2 separate regions of the Homo sapiens genome follow, and region 2 is linked to region 1. The links are chromatin contacts, found by Hi-C or POLR2A ChIA-PET in ENCODE. All regions are on one chromosome and are shown on one strand. Each heading gives the region's core, a stretch centred on a gene start or an enhancer-like site at or near the end of the contact. The rest is flanking DNA. Distances are from core to core; before and after follow the strand shown. Region 1 has its middle 28 kb from the start of CLEC3B. Region 2 overlaps LARS2 (leucyl-tRNA synthetase 2, mitochondrial).

What was found. A loop is a pair of places that touch in the nucleus more often than their neighbours do. ChIA-PET counts read pairs that join two places held with the same protein, here RNA polymerase II (POLR2A). Pooled maps may share reads with other maps.
Region 2: a loop to region 1 is called in a map of spleen, with 4 times the contacts of the local background. The contact joins two enhancer-like sites. A Hi-C loop is called at or near these places in 38 of 168 maps with a recorded cell type or tissue (A673, CD8-positive, alpha-beta T cell, Caco-2 and 23 more), 14 of 37 single-sample maps with no recorded cell type and 11 of 50 pooled maps. POLR2A ChIA-PET finds 5 or more read pairs at or near these places in 2 of 52 experiments (CD8-positive, alpha-beta memory T cell and common myeloid progenitor, CD34-positive).

The regions. Positions count from the first base shown.
Region 1 is chr3:45,051,960-45,057,392 of GRCh38, forward strand. No RefSeq gene overlaps it. Among named protein-coding and RNA genes, the nearest start is that of CLEC3B, 28 kb to the left of the region's middle. Within about 2 kb of position 2,777, at least 6 of the 41 ENCODE cell types and tissues checked have a DNase peak (open chromatin) inside an H3K27ac peak, as active enhancers do; they include PC-9, where a contact is called at or near this core.
Region 2 is chr3:45,476,626-45,482,081 of GRCh38, forward strand. LARS2 (leucyl-tRNA synthetase 2, mitochondrial) reads left to right here. Exons shown (of 22, transcript NM_015340.4): 10 at 1-2. Among named protein-coding and RNA genes, the nearest start is that of LARS2-AS1, 30 kb to the right of the region's middle. Within about 2 kb of position 3,791, at least 4 of the 41 ENCODE cell types and tissues checked have a DNase peak (open chromatin) inside an H3K27ac peak, as active enhancers do; they include PC-9, where a contact is called at or near this core.

The sequences.
Region 1 (5,433 bases), core at 1,527-4,026:
AACCATGGGCCCAACCGTGCCTCGGGACTCCCATCCCCACTGTCCAATGACTGCCCCTGGTCCCTGGGGACTCCTTCCCATCCCTTCTCCCCTTTCCCTCCCTTCTCTCCCCCACTCCCATCTGAGGCATCACCCTCTGTGGCCTCCTCCTTCTCCAGGCTCTTCTTTCTCAAAGGTCTTTGTCACTCACTGTTGGAGGATTTTGTATCCACTCTGGCCTAGGTATCTTTTCCCCCGGTTGTCTATAGTTTAAAATCATGGCTTGGAAGTGGAAGGCAAGGTGAAGACAGGTGACAGCTGATTAAAAAATATGCCTCAGGCTGAGCGCGGTGGCTCATGCCTGTAATCCTAGCACTTTGGGAGGCCGATGTGGGCAGATTACGAGGTCAGGAGATCGAGACCATCCTGGCCAACATGGTGAAACCCCGTCTCTACTAAAATACAAAAAATTAGCCTGGCTTGGTGGTGCACTCCTGTAGTCCCAGCTACTTGGGAGGCTGAGGCAGGGGAATCGCTTGAACCCAGGAGGCGGAGGTTGCAGTGAGGCGAGATTGCACCACTGCACTCCAGCCTGGCAGCAGAGTGAGTCTCTATCTCAAAACAAAAACAAAAACAAAACAAAAAACAAAAAACAAACCCAGAAACAAAAGTAAAATACGCTTCAAGACATACCCCATACCCCTTCCTCCCCTGGGAGATGAGGGGGAGGGAAGGGCCCAGGTGAGTCTACTCTTGGAGGCCCTTCCTAACAGCCCAGGATGAGAGCTTTACCTTGTAAACTAGAAACCAGATCTGGGAGAGACTGGGGGCTGAGGTGAGCTGGGATCTTTGGCTAGGGGTTTTTGGAGTAGCCCCTGGAGATGTCTGGGAGGCAATGTCCCCTGAGCACCAGCAGGCCTTTAATGGGCCTCTGTGGCAAGAACACTTGCATGGGAACTTGCTGGAAGGATTTGACCAACTCAAACCCTTGCTTATTGCTTCCTCTCCCCCTTCCTCACCTCATCACGTCCTTACCAACTCAGGGTGGCTGTCCAGATGGGGGTCAAGCACAGTGGCCCGTGTTTGTTCTGCAGAAGCCCATCCCTAGCACAGCCGTTACCTTCAAAACCCTCTTCTTGACTCTTGGGGTCCTCAAAGAACTTGGGAGGGAGGACCTGGAAAATGTCACTTTGGATACTTAAAGGTGGACTAAAACAGCACAAAGGTGCCTGTTTCTCTCCACCCCAAACCATGGCTATGATGAGATGGATCAAGAAATCCCCAAAATGCCACCGTCCCCAGTGGAACCTGTTTGGTTCTCTTTATTCCCCGATGCCCTGAATATGGGTTTTCTCTCTTTTTCAGGTGAGAAGATATTACGTTGCTGTTGCTAAAGGTCTGGTAGTTCTCTATGCAGAGGTTTGGGCTGAAGGTGAATGCTGAGGTGTGCTTGTCTCTTACAGATGCAAAATCTATAACCTGTGAGCTGCTCTGGCCTTCAGCATTCCTGAAGAGCAGGGTGGGATGCATGATTTTCATTTTCAGTATCCAAATGAAAATTATTAAAGAATATCACTGGGAAATCATTACAATATGTTTTAATTAGTTTATAGATTAATGTAGTTTGTTTACTAACGTAAGTAACTTGTAATATGGTCTGTTGCCTTGGGAGCAGAGCTAGAAACGAAAGCTCACAGTTAGGTAAACTGAATAAAGATTGGCAAAGGACTCCCATCACATTTTATTATTGCCCTGATAGCCACAGCCCCTCATTCATTTCTCTTCTAGTTTTGTAACCGCCCAAGGGGTTCACCTTGCCTGTTGCCTAGACAGAGTTGATTCATCAAGACAGGGGAATTGCAATAGAGAAAGAGTAATTTATGCAGAGCAGGCTGTGCAGGAGACTGGAGTTTTATTATTACTCAAATCAGTCTCCCCAAACATTTGGGGAGCAGAGTTTTTAAGGATAACTTGGTGGGTTGGGGGAAGCCAGTGAGCCAGGAGTGCTGATTGGTCAGAGATGAAATCATAGGGAGTCGCAGCTGTCTTCTTGTGCTGAGTCAGTTCCTGGGTGGGGGCCACAAGATCAGATGAGCCAGTTTATTGATCTGGGTTGTGCCAGCTAATCCATCAAGTGCAGGGGCTGCAAAATATCTCAAGCACTGATCTTAGGAGCAGTTTAGGGCAGGTCAGAATCTTGTAGCCTCCAGCTGCATGACTCCTAAACCATAATTTCTAATCTTGTGGCTAATGTTAGTTCTATAAAGTCAATCTAGTTCCCAGGCAAGAAGGAGGTCTGCTTTGGGAAAGGGCTGTTACCGTCTTTGTTTAAACTATAAACTAAGTTTCTCCCAATGTTACTTCAGCTTATGCCCAGGAATGAACAAGGACAGCTTGGAGGTTAGAAGCAAGATGGAGTCAGTTAGGTTAGATCTCTTTCACTGTCTCAGTCATAATTTTGCAAAGGCGGTTTCAGTTTAGAGGTGTCTTAATAGCTCAAGAAAGCAGCTATTGGAATGGAGACATCAGACCCTGGCTTGGTGCCATGTTCATTGAATGAATGAGTGAATGCTACTACCTGAAGTTTCTATCTCCTCTCACCATGTGTCTAACTCTCCCTCCTAGCACTTTACCTGGTAACTTCTCCATCAGCACATAGCACAGTGTCTTGCACATAGCAGGTGTTCAATCAGAGTAAATTGAAATGACTGAATTGAATTGGATGTCCAGTGAAGTAAATACCACACATGTTAGTGCTACTAACATTAAAATTCTTCACGCAGGCCAAAGCAGATGTGATGCCATGTTCAGCCATTGCTCAACTCTTGGCAAGGATCTGAAGACAAATAGAAACATCTTGATGTATTTGTGCAAGAAGTCTATGCCAGCAGCAGCTGTAGCAACTGCAGATTTTAATCTTAAACATCAATGTCCCTGACTTGGAGAAAATAAATTAGATTTTTTTTAACACCAAAGACAAAGGCTTTATTATCTCAAAAGGACTTATTATCCATGTTACTTGAGGAAAACATAAGTTAAAAATACAACTTCACACTGGATATATTGGAGTGATTTGACACTAGACTTTTTTTTTAAGTGTAAGGCATTTTTATCTTCATTATCAGAAGGACCTGTGTTGCAGGTGTTTCTCAGACTCTTATTTGCAGAAATGTCACTGTGTTGCTTTTTAAGAGGAAGTGAGGAAGATTTCTGAGAGATGTGATTCTGGAAGGAAAAGGAAGGAATTTCCCAATTATTCTTTCTTCAACTGGGCCTCAGTTACCTCATCTGTATGAGTCATCAGTGAACGAGTTGGCCACTAGATGATCTTTAACATTCCTTCTAATTCTAATTTTTCACAGTTCTTTGCTTTTCGCCAGCTGAAGTGAAGGACACTTGGTCAGCTAATGTCAAATTGTACATTTATCTTAGTTTTTTTCTAATTTTAAAGGTGATTTTATATAAGTGTTGAAGAGGAAACATAACTTTTTCCTCAATCGTCACGAATTCTTAGTTGGAACGGACCCTTGTAACAAAAGTCAGATTAATGAGAAAAACCAAAGTTTATTAACATGTGCCTTTCATATATACACAGGAGCTACCCAGGGAATGAGTCATTCTCATAGTGGTGGCTTTGAATTCCAGCTTATATAGCATCTTCAACAAAGAACAGTAGATTTTTAGAGATGTGACAAGATGAAGAGGATTTTGAATCTCCAGGGGCAGCAACTTGAGGAAAGGCAAGTGAGATGAAGGCTGGTCTGTAAAGCTTGTTCATGTAGATTCCTCTGGTGCCATCTTCAGGTCACTGAGGGTCTAACGTTGTCATCAGTGGGAGACCTTTGTGCTCCCTGGGAGAAGGGGGTGGGGGTGGGATCCCATTTGTCTTTGTAAATTTGTGTCTACTTTTAGGCAAATAGAGGAAGGGCAAAGAGCTTTCTTGCATCTGCCTCGTCTTATCTTCAGCTCAACAATCCTCATGCCAAAGAGGCATATTTTGGGGTGGCAAATTCTCGTCTCCCACATAAGGAAAGACTCTGCCTCCACTGGGTCTCCCAAAGTATTTGCACTTATGTCAGTTTTTGCTTTCGAAATGGAAATGTTACCTCTGAATGTGGTAAGAGAGTGAAGTCAGGCCTCTGTACACCAGGAATTGCTTAGAATGAGTCACAAACCATCTTAAAAATGTAGGAAATTAGGAATTAATTTATCAAACAGTTTTTTCTTCTTAAATCAGTTTCATTGAATTATAATTTTCATACAATAAAGTGTATCCATTTTAAGTGTACAGCTGAATAGATTTTTGTTGTTGTTGTTTTGAGACAGGGTCTCACTCTGTTGCCCAGGCTGGAGTGCAGTGGCATGAACACAGCTCACTGCAGCCTCAGCCTCCCTGGGCTCAGGTGATTCTCCTCTCTCAACCTCCAGAGTAGCTGGGACCAGGGGCATGCGCCACCATGCTCTGCTAACTTTTGTATTTTTTTGTAGAGACGGGGTTTCACCATATTGCCCAGGCTGGCCTGGAGCTCCTGGGCTCAAGCAGTCCACCTGCCTTGGCTTCCCAAAGTGCTGAGATTACAGGCATGAGCCACTGCGCCTGGCCCAGTTGATGAGTTTTGACAAACATTTACCTTCATCAAGATACAGAACATTTCCATCACCCCAGAGCCCTCATCAAGATACAGAGCATTTCTATCAACCCAGAAAATTCCCTCATGTCCTTTGGTAGTTCATCCTCATCAGGCTGGCTCTACAGTACAGATTCACCTTCCTTTGGCGGCTCATTTGCTGCCTTTCCTAAAGATACAGAGGTGAACAAACCAAGGTCCCTGTGGTCATGGGCTTCCATGCTAGTGCTGGGGGTGTAAGCAATCCTTTAGCTCCTTCAAGCTCCACTTTAGCTAACTCATCTCCGCTACTGGATACCGAGACTCTGTTTGGACCTTTAGAGGATATCCCACATGGGGGCCTCCTACTTCCCTCAAACTCCTTATCCCTTCCCATGGGTCTCTTTAAGGCCTCCACAGCCTGTGTCTCTAATCCTTCCCTTAGAATAGATCACTCTCCCGCCAGGTGAGGAAGTTCCTGCTGTGCCTGGCTGCAGTTCAATGTTAAGGGAGTCTTCCTCTGTTCTGGTTTTTTTTTCTGCTATAGCGTGGGGTGCCAGCCCTGGAGCTCTGAGTGAGTGACAGTGAGGAATAGAGTTGCTGAGTGCTTCAGATTCCTTTGTTCTCCTTCTCTAGACAGCAGTAGTTTGTTTTAGAAAGAACATCCAGTGCACAAGAATTATTTATATCCTGGCACAGTGGCTCATGCTTGTAATCCCAGCACTTTGGGAGGCCAAGGCAGGCAGATTGTTTGAGCTCAGGAGTTTGAGACCAGCCTGAGCAACATGGCAAAACTGTCTCTACTAAAAATACAAAAATTAGCCCAGCATGATGGCCTGCTTCTGTA
Region 2 (5,456 bases), core at 2,541-5,040, 430 kb after region 1:
AGGTGAGCTGGCAAGTTAACGGCTCAGGTGGTAGGATTGCTACCTTACATTTGGATGGCGCCTCCCAGAGTTCAAGGTCCTTTCCTCTATGTCATCTTGCGTGGGTTGTTCTTTGCCTTAGCCTGATTTTTTATGTTTTTATTTTGAAACATGAGGATAAAAAAGAGCTCTGAAAATATTTTTATTACCTCTGGTTTCTCCATGAGATACTAGTTTGTCTGTGTCTTGAGCTTCTGATTGAAAGCTCAGCTCTCTCCCTTTCAGTATAATCTAAAGTTCTTTTCTCCTAGTTATAAATTAGGAGAAGATATAGGAATCTATTCTATTAGGAATAGAATCTTCTCATAATTTATAATTTCACCATCAACTAAAACTACACTGTCAGAGACCAAAGGGAAGCCAGTAAGAATGAGAGCAAACTTTTCCAACTCAATTTTATTGTTTTAAAGAATTCATGTGGTCATCTGAGCAGTGTCCTGCTCCATACAGAGTTTTAACATACCTGCTTTATGAATGGATCAAGCTGACCTAGAATCGGCATATCAAGTTGTACTTGGTCTGTGAAGATTTGAAGATTCTGTGGTTGCAAGCAACAGATTCCATCTCTGACTAACCCAGAGGAAAAGGAGAACACATTGGAAGGCTGTGGGGAAGCCCGTTGCTAGAGGAACAGCTGAAGAGGCAGTCCGAAGGGGGACTTGGAGAGTGCAGCCCCAAGAGTTTGGAGAACAGGAACTCACAGACAGTCCCCTGAGTGCCACTGTCAGTAATTCTACTCTAACACCGCCTTCAGTGCCTGAAGCACTTGGTTCAAGACTCCTCTTGCAGGGAAAGGTGTTTGACTGCTGTAACTGGGGCCCCCAGCCTATTTCTTGGCAAAGAGAGGCCAGGCACCTTCCTTGGTAGACCACAAAGATTGTCCCCAGGGAGGGAGGGGGAGCTCTCCAAAACAAACTTGAGGGCTCTTACCAGATAAGGGGATATGAAGCCTGGGTAGACAAAAAGAAATCCATTCTAAGTTAGAAATAAGTCTCTGAAGTAATTTAAATATTTCCACAAATATCTCATCCCTATTCTCTTTCATGAACTATAAACTTCAACCCAAAGTATACAATCTGAATTATTGGGGTCTGAAATAGCATTTGACTAAAAAAATGTTTTGGATGATGATATTAAGTTGCCATCTCTGAAATGACCAGAATGAAACATTTCCTAATACTAGGTTGGAGAGATAGACAATGTCATCCCAATTTCTCTCTGCTTAAGACTTTGTTTACTTAGACCATTAAAGCCGGATTCAAATCAGTGAGCACTTTCTAAAGAGCCTGCTGCATGCACTCTTGGTGGGGCATAGATGAGCCATTCCAGTCTTAACTGGATGCCCCAGAGAGGCAGAACAGAGGACAGCCAGATGCATATGCCACTCGCCCCACACAAGGCAGATGTCACCTCTCAGTTTCACCTCTTTGCAATATGTATTGAAATAGAGAAAAGAGTCTTTTGAGTTAAAATTTCTATGCATGCTTATAAAGCCCAATATAGCTGTCTCTCTCAGGTTTATTTTCTTTCCTTGCTCAAAAGAAAAACTGGATATGTTTCAACTGTTTAGTTTAAAGGGAAATCTCATAGTTTTACTCTCATGAGCAATTTGATATTCCTTGAGGGCTATGGTGGCTGAATAATATCTAAAATTGAAAAACTAAAACATGTAAACATCTCTAGCCCTTACATTTTCTCTTATGGCTAAATTTGGGGACACAAATGAAAATAAGGTACTATTAATAGGGGAGCTATGATTTGTTAATGAGCTAACAAATTATAGAGGATGGAGTTCCTGAGATGAAAGGCACTGTATAAATTCAAAACATTTTCATATGTAGGAAATGGAGAAATTTTTTTTAGTACACGCAAACAGCACTGTTTTCATGAACACATGGATATCGACACACCTGACCTGGCCTAGTCATTTCATTTTGGCAAATTTAGTGCCAAGTGTAATGTTCCATTTGAAGGGCTCATTAGTTACTTTCTCCCCTCTTTTTAATAATCTCTGAAATTATTCCAAATGGAACATTACACTTGGCAGTAAAATTTTCCAATTCTAATTTTCAGAGTAGAAATACTCTTTTTGCAGATGTCAATATATTCAAAATCTCTAAATTAATTTGCACATCACGTCCCTGGATTTTTGACATCATAGTCACAGAAGGCCAGTACAGTGCATTGAGTGTAATACAATGTTCCCAAAAGATGAATTCAGATTACCTAGGAATGTATGATTTATGCCTCTTCTGGCCTTTGGGATTACATTTTAAACCAGGATGTTGTATCACTGCTGTCATTTACCATTGCTGACCACCTCATTTTTTTTCATTGAATGTCAGATTTTAAGGATGATTTGTGTTGAAGCAGTGACCACCGAGTGTCATGGCAGCACACAGTTGTGACTAAATTTATCACTTGCAGGAGTTTCAATTCTCAAACATGAGCTCCTGTAGTTGCTAAGTTTGTTTCTACATATCGGCTCCTGATTTGGCCTGAGATGACCAAGATTCTGGTCCTAGAGCCATCCATATGACTTAAGGAAGGTCACGTAAGCTTTGTAAGTTTAGCCTTCCTGGCAGAGCTTGTATTGGGGCTGTCAGCCAAGGTGGTCTTGGAGGACCTTGTGGGTAGAGAAGAAGCTTTGAGGGGCCCTGTGGAGGAGAGTGACACATGTGGCCAGGGTGATGCTAGAGTGGCAGGCTGGCTGACCCCATTAATTGTGGAAAGAGATGGCGAGGCCCCCAGAACAGCAGGGATCAGGATGGAGGGAGGGAACAGGTCTGAGAAGTCTGTGGAAGGCTGCGAGGGTGGAGGATCCCTGGATGATTTCTTGATTTCTAGCTGGCCAACTGGGTTGCCGATGTTATTGACTAAATGTACTGTTTTGTGCTTAGCATCCTTAATTTGGCACAGATTCCTTTAAGAGAGGAAAAAAAGCAAGGTGCTCCCCTAGAGCTCTTGAAATTTAGTTTATTTCCATAATCGTTGACGTCGCCTCCTTCTCTCAGCTGACCAAATCTGACTTAAGTCATGTTATGTAAGCTCTCACTTGATAGGAACTAGAAGCCATAAAAGGCATCAATGGGGAAATATGATCAGAATTCTAGAAGCTGTTCTGTCTTTTCCTGAAATCTTTTCTTGCATTCCTAATATTAAAATATTCAAACCCTGGGGCTTTGGAACCACACACTTCAGCTCTGAGTCACCAACTATCTACACAATGCATTTTTTGCTGAAAGGGCAGATGCGGTCTCTCCAAAGGACAACTTGGAACTCTGTTGTTATTGACACATTACAGGCACATTAGAGAGCAAGAGCCTCCCTGGAAGCCCCAGGTCATTAAATAATAATTAATTGCTCACTACTGTTTTGTCCTTGTCTCCATAGTATCCATATGGGGTGAGGACAAAGGGTGAGAGCAGATCTGTAATTCTGGGGTAATGGTTTGGTTTTCCATCAAACTGTTTCAAGTAGAATTCTTTGATGTTATGTGAAGGGAAAAGCTTCTGTGCTCAAAAAATCTGGAATAAACAAAAAAAAACAGGTATCTTTGCTTTGGACTTCTCAGAACCTTTGCTGTGCTAATGTGCACTGTGACTGTCTGAGAGAGGAAGTCATAGGCACTCTTGTCACACCCAGTTGACCACGGAGCCCTGTTTCCATGCAGTATCCCTAGAAACTAGTTATATGGACTGCCGCCTTGGTGAACACCAAATGTAAGTCATTTGTCTGTTTTTCCAGAGGGTGTGAGAGACCTGCCTTCTTTCCAGTGGGTGCCCTGAGGGCAAAGGACAGATACCTTTTTGTCTGGAATGTTTCCTTTGTAATTACTAAAGTGTTTTGCTGTTATCTAACTACTATTGTGAAATGCTTCAGTTTCTTCTGATTTCACCTTCTTAGATTCCTGCATCACATCACTAGCACAGGAGTGATTACTGAACACATTAGTAATTAGGAAGGAAGGAAGAAATATGGAGAACACTAGAGACCTATTCAGGAACTTTGGATTTTAATTGTGTTGTTTCTAGGAAATAGATTTTGACCAGGTATAGCATGCGAGCTGCTACCGTGCATTCATTGCAAATCTGCTAATATTTAAGTTCAAAGACCAATTTTTGTCCTAACTGAGAAACTGGTATAATATAACTTTTACATGTAATAAGAAGCAGTTCAACTCTTTCAAGCAGTACACTACATTTTTTTATATTACTTTCTTTTGTAACAACTGAGCATACCATATAAGAACCTACTTAATATATACAATTCCATGGTTTTTAATATATTCACAAATTTATACAACCATCCCCACAGTCAATTTTAGAACATTTTCATCATCCCAAAAAGAAATCTCAGACCCTCTGGCAGTCATCCCTCCCCAATTCTTGCCTAATCTCCAGCCCTAGGCAATCACTAATCTGCCATCTGTCTCTGTAGATCTGCCTATTCTGGACATTTCATGTAGATGGAATCAAATATAATATTTGTCATCTTATTGTCTGGCTCCTTTCACTTAGCATAATGTTTTCTTTCCTTTTTATTTCCAAATAATCCTCCATTATATGGATAGGCCACATTTTATTTATCCATTTTATTAATTGATGGACATTTGGGTTATTTCTACTTTTTTACTATAGTTATAAATAATACTTCTATGAACATTAATAAAGATTTTTGTGTGGATGTATGTTTTTATTTCTTTGGCAATATACCTAGGGGTAGAATTGCTGGGCCATGAAGTTTAAGGAACTGCCAGACTATTTTCCAAAGTGGCTTCACCATTTTACATTCCCACCAGCAGTGTATGAGAATTCCAGTTTCTCCACATCATTACCAACACTTCTTATTGTCTGTGGTCATTTTGATTATGGTCATCCTAGTGGATATGATGTGATACCTCAGTGTAGTTTTAATTTGCATTTCCCTGATACATCTTTTCATGTGTTTATTGGCCATTTATATGTCTTCTTTGGGGAAATGTCTGTTCAGTTCTCTTGCCCCTTTTAAAAAATTCATTTTCATTTTAATTTTTAATTTTAGTTTGTCTTTTTATTATTTTAACCATTTTTTATATATTCTAGATACTAGTCTCTTATCAGATACGTAATCTACTAAGTTGTTCTCAACTTCTGAGAGTTTGTCTTCATGGTGCCCTTTGAAGCACAAGTTTTTCATTTTGATGAAATTAAGTTTGTCTGTTTTTTCTTTTGTTGCTTTTGCTTTTGGTGTTATATCTAAAACGCTATTGCCTAATAAAAGGCCACAAAGATTTATACGTATTTTATTTTCTAAGAGTTTTATAGTTTTAGATCTTACAATTGGATCTTTAATCCATTTGGAGTTAATTTTTGTATATGGCATGAAGTAAGGGTCCAACTTCATTCTTTTGCACATGGTCATGTTACTTTTTAACT